Regions from separate parts of the Homo sapiens genome. Here all the other regions are linked to region 1. A link is a contact called in ENCODE Hi-C or POLR2A ChIA-PET data. All regions are on one chromosome and are shown on one strand. The core of a region is the stretch at or near the end of the contact, and the rest is flanking DNA. Distances in the headings are between cores, read along the strand shown.

Region 1 (2,978 bases), core at 323-2,822:
ACCTGGGAGGCGGAGGTTGCAGTGAACAAACATTGTGTCACTACACTCCAGCCTGGGCAACAAAGCAAGACTCTATCTCAAAAAACAAACAAACAAACAAAAAACCAAAGAGTTCTGAAGCCATTCTTCACTTGAGAAGCATCACTGAGAATGCGTCATATGCCAGAACACCTCTCTCTTGGATCATTGCAAGAGAGTTAGGAAGGAATGAGAATGAGTCTGGCAGGAAGGATGCATTTTTAGAGATGAGGGCAAAACAGAAAATTACTCTGGTTCGAGTGTGTCATTTCTCTTTCTCATAATTTTTTGTTTCACTTTCAGTGCTGGGGACCAACAGGTCTCTTGATGTAGGGTTGTGGCCCCATACACCTTCTATTTCTGCTCAGGGAGTGGGCCTTAAATGTGTCTTTCCTGGGCCTTCATACAGTCCTCACTCTTTCCTTTGGTTTTTATTAACAAAAGGTGATTGTTTTCTTAGCTCTTTGGGGGTGACTCCTTCTCATCAGGTGTCACCATTTCTGATTTTTTTCCCTCTCCTTTCCTTAACATCCAACCAGGCAGTGCTTTGGTGTTTGTCAGATATAATGCTCTTCAGGTAATATCTTTCTTTAATTACTTTTCCCTTCTTTTTTTTTTTTAATTTCCCTGAAACAGACACACACACTGTTGCCTTGAACAATTGCTTCCTACCTCCCTCTCTCTGGGAACTGGATTAATTTTTTTGTCATTGCTTAATGGAAATGTCGACATTTCAATTTCTGCTGCATGTTCTACACAAAATTTAACTGGACAAGATAGGGAGAGAAGCTGGAGAAGGGAAAGTTCGTCATATGACATAAAAGCTTTTTTTTTTTTTTTCTTCCATAATGGCTTAGAGTGTGCCTTCCTTAAAAAGGGGGAAGCAGCTACTATGGCAACAGGTTCTATTTTCCTTAGGGGCTGTGGTGGCGCTGATAGAACTGGAGTCTGGAGAACATGAAACAATAGCCAGGAGCCCCAGGAGCCTGCAGCATGTTTTTTTTGTAGTAATTACTAGCCTTTTCCATGATTCAAAACTATGTGGTAAGTGGAACTGGGTAGGTTGGTGGTGGTTTTGTTTCTGAGTGATATAGACAGCAGGACCGTGAGTAAGGGACCCTCTCTACATCTCACAGAGAACCCGTACAGTGCGCGCCTGGCTGGGGAGACTGCTCTGCTCCAGCCCAGATATCCCTCCCTCTTCTCTTCACTTCCTGCCTTCCAGGCCTGGGGCTCCCTCCTGATAAACTTCAGTCTGTTCCACTAGCAAGTACCAGAGTGTGAGTCTCCCCTGGCAGGTCTTCCTAGAAATGCCACCTCCATTTCTTTCAGAGGTTTCCCTTCATTAAAGACCTCAGTGTCGGCCCCAAACATGCAGAAAAGGGGTGCTTGTTTGACTCTCCTAGAACAAGTTCTTATCAGAGGCAATCTTTTTCCTCCCCTAACTCAGAATGCTGATCCTCATAAAGCTTGAGCAACAGTGCTTGGTTCTGCTAATCACTGCTGGACCCATGCCGGTCACACAATTAAAAGTTGGCGTTTGGGACTTTGTGGCCTGGTTACACCCCTGTGCCTGTTGCGTCGCCCATCCGGGCTCTAGGGAGACAGAGACTCTTTCATTGCACAGCTCATGAAATACCAGAGGAGAAAGCTTGCTTTCTTACCAAAGCATTCTTCACTAATAACGTTCTCTGCATATACTCCAATCCTGCCTCTTTGAAACTTCTGTTTAAATTAGTTCTCCTCCTCCTTCTCCTTATCATTGTGCTTTGTACAGCCCTTGATAATTTTCAGTACTTTTTTCACCTCCCTTGCTTGCTTTGTCCTTACAGCATCCCAGTGCCTCTATGAAATAGACCAGGGAAGAGGCAGCACAATCCATTTTTGGTCTCTGTGGTAGCCACAAACGTTTATATAATGCCTCCCAAGTGCCATGGTGGAGTCTGGTGGAGTCTGCCCAGCTTCACAGGGGGGATCTGACATCTCCCAACTATTTTTCTTCCCCATGAAAATTTGTGAAAGATATATGGATTATAAACACAAGGATACCTTAATAGGTGTAGAGCTTTATTAAATTTTTAAAATGTAGAACTAAGGTGCCATCCTTGCCTGGTATGTCGTCTTCTTTACCTGTTCTTTTGATTTGCTTTGCTGCAGACTAATTGTGCCTGGGACCTTAAAAGTCACTGGATCAGTAGACATGGGAAAAAGTTCAATATCATTACTCTTCAAAGAAATGAAACTTTTAAAAGTCAGGAAACAACAGATGCTGGAGAGGATGTGGAGAAATAGGAACGATTTTACACTGTTGGTGGGAGTGTAAATTAGTTCAACCATTGTGGAAGACAGTGTGGCAATTCTTCAAGGATCCAGAGCTAGAAATACCATCTGACCCAGCAATCCCATTACTGGGTATATACCCAAAGGATTATAAATCATTCTACTGTAAAGACACATGCACACGTATGTTTATTGCAGCACTGTTCACAATAGCAAAGACTTGGAACCAACCCAAATGCCCATGAATGTTAGACTGGATAAAAAAAAAAATGTGGCACATATACACCATGGAATACTATGAAGCCATAAAAAAGAATAAGTTCATGTCCTTTGCAGGGACATGGATGAAGCTGGAAACCATTCTCAGCAAACTAAGAGAAGGAACAGAAAACCAAACACTGCATGTTCTCACTCGTAAGTGGGAGTTGAACAGTGAGAACATATGGGCACAGGGAGGGGCACAGCATACACCGGGACCTAACAGGGGGTAGGGGGAAGAGGAGGATAACCTTGGGAGAAATACCTAATGTAGATGACGGGTTGATGGGTGCAGCAAACGACCATGGCACATGTATACCTATGTAACCAGCACATTCTGCACGTGTATCCCAGAACTTAAAGTATAATAAAAATATATATATATACACACAATGGAATATTATTCAACCTTAGAAAAGGAG
Region 2 (2,978 bases), core at 183-2,682, 130 kb before region 1:
TAGTCTTAGCTTTGTTCTTTAGATGTTTCTTGTGTGTATCATCTCCCAATCGACAGTCAGTAAACTTCATCATTCCCAGTACCTAAGATTGCAGTGTGTATACTTGTGTATACTTTATTACCCAGCGTCCCTGAGATTACTTAATAAAGGATTTTATAGGATAAAAGTAGCTCCAGTCTTTGTGTCCTGGGTTGCCTGGAGAGTATTAAGAAAACATAATAAAATTGGTTGAGGTGTACCATACATGTATTTATCTTACATGAATTCAACTATAAGCATTCTGCAAATAACAAGAATATAATGTGGCCTCTGAACACCAGTAACTGCTTTGTCTGGTGCTCAGCTGAATAAACCACCGTATGGAGGAAAAACTCTCCGTGGAACTTAGTGACAGGCAGTACAGTACAGTTTAAACAAAGCAAAGTATATTATGCCATATGCCCGGCTTAAGGGCTTTTCACGAGAAATTCTCACTCTATCTGGATTTTGCCTTAAATGTTAGCTGTAGAACCTAACACCCAAGTAAAGATATGGTATCATCATATTCTATTTCACTTCATTGGAAGCTCTTTCCCATGAAGGATTCTGCAGATTTTTAATACATGGTGATGCTTCCATAAAGTACTCCTTTAAAGCATTTGAAATAATCTGTTTGAAATAGGAGTATGAAACCATTTAGAAAGCACCTCTCTAAAGGAAATTAAGTTTATGAAGTGAATAAGTGAACTAATGTCATGCTAGCAGCCTGTGTAGAGGATCTACTGCTTCTGAGGGACAGGGGTTATCGGCTAAAGGAAGGACAGATCTCTTGATCCCTATTTGGCCCTTTTGCTAACCCTGAAAGTAGCCCAAGAGCAAGGCCTCTGAAATGCTAGGACATTTGACCCAATCATTATTACTACATTTTTGTATAGTCTCAATGGAGTCTTTAACATCCATACATAATAGATGTATCCATCCAATATAAATTCAATGAATAAAAGCGCACCTAAGTAAGACTGTGTATTGAAAAATGCAACGTTCATAAGATATCCTGTTGGGAAAAGATATTTTTTTACATGCCAAAAATACAAATTGAGACTTTACTAAACTAGATTGGAAAGACAGTTCTGTAGAGACATCTGGTTCCCTGTAGGTGGAATTTCAACTCTTAAAAGCGAGCATATCAACTTAAATAGTATGTGAACTAGAGAATTTAGATTTTGAACCTGCTGGTTCAAACTTTTCTGTGTTTGCCATCATCCTCAGGTAGGTTCTCCTCATCGTGTCAAAGATAGGCCCTTGGAGACCAGGAGAAGCTCCTGGTCTGTACCCTACCCATTTGCACGCAAGAGTACACCTCTGTGGTAATAGTTCCAGCAAAAGTCCCAGGGCAGGCTCTTTCATTGGCCTGGGCCAGGTTCTGTATTCATCCCTAAAGTGGTCACTGTGACTGAGGCCACTCCTGAGTCATATGCTAGCCCTGGGGTTAGCTCCGCCCAACCACACAGACAGAGCTGAGGGAAGGAGTACACTAAAGGAAAATTGAGAAGTTTTAGTTAGAAAGTGGGGATGGATTCTGGGCTGGCAGAAAGAACAGATGTTCCTCATAATGAGCAATTGCAAGGGCTCATACAAGACAAGTTTCAGAGGGGCTATTGATGGTGTGGGTAAAGAAAATTATATAAAAGTAACACCTCAACCCGCGGTTCTTCCTTGAGATTATGGTTCCTTTTATTTCACAATTTGTGGCATTGCTGGGCCAATAAAGAGAACTTCAAACAGATATTCCACATTCTTTTATTGGCACACAGAGGGCCATCAATTAACCTTATTAAAAAAAAAACAACAGTGGAAGAATCCTGTTTTGAAATCTTGATTTGCTTTAAAAGCACGTAGATGGTTGTTGACAGATTTTTGTTGGTCCTGGGGCTGCCACAGGTCAGCCAGGTGTTTTTTTCCCCCTGCTGGATACGGATCTTTGGACATTTGCCTCCAGTCTTTGCGTTGAACTCAGCAGTTTCCTGGGTGAGGAGGCAACCTTTGTGTGCTCAGCTTCTTCCAAAGCAGCTGTCTCTAGAAGTTGCTAGCCATCTCCTGGTTAAGAAAGAAGATGGAAGGTGGTAGGGAGAGGAAGCAAAAACATTTCACACTGCCTCCCCAAAGACAGATCTGTTATCCTGCCTTGACCACAAAAATTCACGGAGGAAGTCAGTGAGTCAGAGATGCGCCAGGGTGTAAGTTGTCAGCACAGTTCAGCGAGCTCTGGTATCTTGTGTTTCTCTGTTCGTACCACTACTGCTTTCCTTCCTGGCTACATTCACCAGCATGAAGAAACTGGAGCAGCACCTTGAGAGGTTTCATCAGCCCATGGCTGGGATGGTTGACAGATCACTTGCAAAGCCATGGGAAAAGGACCTGGTTCCTCTTGACTCCTCTGACTTATTTTCAGTGATCCGACATCTTGAAAATATTTTCCATTTCACTCCTAGGTTCTTGTAGGCCTTCCCACAATGAGCACATTCAGTCTTAAAAATTTTTTTTCTGCTTTAATTGGCGTGGGGTCGGATCGCTTCTCCTTGGGTCTTAACTGTATTCAGAGGGGCTTAGGGTTTGCCCAAGGCCTCAAAGGCCATGAGTGGTAGGTCATGGTCAAAGCATGTCCTCTTTCCTCAATAGCAGTGTTGGCCTAAATTCATTCTCCACTTCTTCGACTCTCTTTCTCTTGGGTGATGAGGAGGTATGAGATAATGTGTGAGAAATCCTTGGCCATCTTTGGAGTGAGGGGCTCTGTCTATGTACCTGTGTCCCCATCCAGAAAATACATAGCCAGGGTTGGCTGGTGCTGCTCTCATCATTGACATAACCAATCTGAAACTGGAAACCGAAGCACCAGTATAGAATGGTGGCCAAGAGGGTGGTCTGGTTTCAGACAACCTGGGTTGAATTTAGGTCCCATCCCTGACTACTTAGAATAATTTTATGCCCCAGATTCTTAC
Region 3 (2,978 bases), core at 354-2,853, 130 kb after region 1:
AACCGCCTCTCTGTAATTGTAGCATCAAAATGACAACAGCAGCAGAGCAGCGAATCTTGCACAGCCCCACAGCATGCCTGAGACAAGACTCCAACAAGTAATAATTAGCTTTTTTTCTCCTGCCGCCTACAGTACCTGTCTAACTAAAGAGCTTCCCAAAGTGGAGGGAAAGGCCATAGAATCCAGGTGTCATTCAGAGCCAGTCCTTGCTGAAATGTGGTCTTCCAGTGGAAGCACCTGTATTATTGAGAGGAAAAAGTGTTGGATGCAAAGTAACACCAGGACTAGAGAGAAAGAGAAAGGTGAACCATCCTAAGGAGCTTTGGATACTTTTTTAGAAGGATAAATATTATGCTTACTGAGGAGAAAAAAAAAAGCGATCACAGAAAAATTTCACAGCTAATATTTTTACAAAAGTTGTGCCAGACATTACAGAGTGAAAACGTCTCTCAAGGTGGAATGCTTTAGAGAGCAAAGGCTTAGCATAGACCTAGACCCTTGTGTGGGTATGACATGACATGACATGTCCATGTCAAAATTCACTTTAGTCAGAACCAGAGTATTGATAAACAAAATGTCAGTTACCTGGAGCAGTCCTGGAGAGGTTAAGACATTCTATACTGTTCTACGTCAACCATTTCTACAAAGTTGTCCAGACACCTAAAAGCAGCTTTCTTGGTTATCCAGATGCCAGAATCAACCTTGTATCTGACAATGCACATCTGTTGATTCTAAAGTATATTTATGTGTGTGTGTATGTGTGTGTATACAGCACATATTTACATCTATGAAGACATAGACACTTACAGAGACCCACATGAGCTGGCACTTTCTGAGCCTTTACAGCCTTTAAGACTCGGAGGTTGAGAATTAGAGACACAAGAGAGGCTGTGGATGGCCTATTAAAATGATTAAAGATGTAAATTCAGTGCCATTTTAAAACTGTTCATATTTATCAAACAATTACTGTCTACAGCTACATTTTTTGTTAACTTACTTAAAGTCATGTCGCAAGAAAGATCAAACCCATGAATGCTTAGTAGCTAAGGCTAGTGTTCAAAAGCACTCTAAAAGACATTTTGTCCACATTTTGGAAAAGAAAATATTTGCATGTTTAATTCATAATTTAGGCTATCTTTGAGTATACTGTAAAGTGCTGTGTGATATAATATCAATAAAGTACTTATTAAATGGCACTTTAATGTTTTCTTTTAAAATAACGCACTGTTCTAAACTTCAGTATTGACTATTGACTCGTGCATAGAATCCAATGCTGTAATTAGAAAGTAATCTGTGACTAGAATAGACCTTTGTCCCTGTTAGTAGCCCTGTTGCCATGTTCAGGCTTTTAAAAAATGCTTTTGTGTCACCAAATATATCTATAAAGAAAACAAAATTTCTGTTCAGAGGCCTCTGAAACTTGGCTTTCTTACATGTGGTTGGTTTATGTGACAATCCCTATGAAATGAGTGGACGTATGATTTTTGAATTAAATGACTTTTCCATTTGGTGGTATTTTCTTGAGTTTCTGATAGAGTTTGACTCAATACATGCTTTAATATGTCTTCAAATAAGCATATATACATGATGATCAAAGGTCACAAGTCTCGGCTCCTGCGGTTTTTGGTGACAACCACCGTGCTTATTTCTGATGAGCTCTGAGAAGCTTTGCTTTCCATTTAGGAAGAGGTCAGATGCTAGGAAACTTGAGAATTTGCTCCTCAGGCATATTAAACAATTGAGCCCGAAGAGTCATAGTCCACTTCACATTTCTAACGTTCTTCTCTTAGAATACATATTGTTTTATTCTTCCTAAATTTGACTTTCTAATCACCTATTTTCTGAAACCTCATGAACACAAGGATGGAATCATCAGAGCCAGAACACAGGCAATGCCCCCAGCACAGCTGGTTTGTAAGTCTGTTGTTTAGAGCTTGTTGCATGCTGTCCCAGGCCAAGCCAGATCACTGAGTCTTCGCATTCATCATGTCCCTTCCAGATACATTCTGAGTGGCAGCCTGGGACCCAGGCTTCCAGTGAGCTCCCAGCTTCTGCCACAAGCACAGAGGACTCCCTGATGGGCTCAGTGGAGGCGGCATGGGGAAGCCAGCGCTCTGGGGACTGAGGATGAGGCTTCTGGCTTCAGATGCTTGCCCTGGGAGGGGAGGAAGGGATGTGAAGCTCCCTTGGTCCTGGTTCTAAGGGGAGGGGGGCTATTTAAATGCGTGGGTCACATGTGAGCTGTCTGCTTGTCCTCATTTGCCACTTCGGGCACTCGTTTACCCCTGTGAACAGCACAGGCTGGCAGCAGCTGCTGCCCTCACTGAGTTGACAGCCTCCTCTGGAAAACTCCCCCAGCACCCAAAGCGTCCCACATGTGTGGGTCATCCTGTAACTAGGCGAGGCTTTCTGAGTATGGTGTACATCTATGTCTGATCCTTCATGGAGAGAATGAAATACGTGGTGTGTATTTTATCTTTGTCCTTGGCCTTTCCAATAGATTTCCCAATCACTTCAACTTTCATGCCTTCCTAGCAGAAGGTTTTAATTTTGTTTTGCTTTTAACAGCCACTCAGAGCAGAGCGCAAACTGTCACGTCCTGTGGTTTTGCTTGGTGTTTTTCACTCAGTTCTGACTGCATGATTAGTCCTAAGAGCACCTGGGTTAGAAGTGGATTTGATTGACAGTTGAAATTAGGTAAATGTTAGAGAGTGAGTGTGATGAGAGATTTTCTCAGACCCCAAACACGCTTGCTCATGAGAATTAAGTCATGGCTCTAATTTCTTATTTTCTCAGTTCTTTCCCAACCTCCACTCAGATACCACACTTCTCTCCTACCTGAATGTGTCAGTGTCATTGGCTTGCCCTGCTTTTAATAGCACCAAGCTAAGCTGCCACTAATTAACTATGCGGGGTTAGTCAGTGTTGGCTGACTGCAGCCTGCACAGCAGCCAAGGGAGGCTCTAACCTCCATGGTA

What was found. Hi-C counts contacts between places; a loop is a spot of excess contacts on that map. ChIA-PET counts read pairs that join two places held with the same protein, here RNA polymerase II (POLR2A). Pooled maps may share reads with other maps.
Region 2: a loop to region 1 is called in a pooled map, with 4 times the contacts of the local background. The contact joins two enhancer-like sites. A Hi-C loop is called at or near these places in 2 of 50 pooled maps. POLR2A ChIA-PET finds 5 or more read pairs at or near these places in 2 of 52 experiments (OCI-LY7 and WTC11).
Region 3: a pooled map shows a loop between it and region 1 (3-fold over the local background). The contact joins two enhancer-like sites. A Hi-C loop is called at or near these places in 4 of 168 maps with a recorded cell type or tissue (IMR-90, MCF 10A, PC-9 and 1 more), 2 of 37 single-sample maps with no recorded cell type and 10 of 50 pooled maps. POLR2A ChIA-PET finds 5 or more read pairs at or near these places in 4 of 52 experiments (GM10248, HEK293T, OCI-LY7 and 1 more).

The regions. Positions count from the first base shown.
Region 1 is chr5:143,101,014-143,103,991 of GRCh38, forward strand. The region is part of intron 17 of ARHGAP26 (Rho GTPase activating protein 26); the gene reads left to right. Among named protein-coding and RNA genes, the nearest start is that of ARHGAP26-IT1, 90 kb to the right of the region's middle. Within about 2 kb of position 1,573, at least 3 of the 41 ENCODE cell types and tissues checked have a DNase peak (open chromatin) inside an H3K27ac peak, as active enhancers do.
Region 2 is chr5:142,975,604-142,978,581 of GRCh38, forward strand. The region is part of intron 11 of ARHGAP26 (Rho GTPase activating protein 26); the gene reads left to right. LOC107986457 (a long non-coding RNA gene) reads left to right here. Exons shown (of 2, transcript XR_001742909.3): 2 at 1-2,978. Among named protein-coding and RNA genes, the nearest start is that of ARHGAP26-AS1, 110 kb to the left of the region's middle. Within about 2 kb of position 1,433, at least 10 of the 41 ENCODE cell types and tissues checked have a DNase peak (open chromatin) inside an H3K27ac peak, as active enhancers do.
Region 3 is chr5:143,227,493-143,230,470 of GRCh38, forward strand. It overlaps ARHGAP26 (Rho GTPase activating protein 26), which reads left to right. Exons shown (of 23, transcript NM_001135608.3): 23 at 1-1,515. Among named protein-coding and RNA genes, the nearest start is that of ARHGAP26-IT1, 36 kb to the left of the region's middle. RefSeq lists an enhancer at 2,077-2,136. Within about 2 kb of position 1,604, at least 9 of the 41 ENCODE cell types and tissues checked have a DNase peak (open chromatin) inside an H3K27ac peak, as active enhancers do.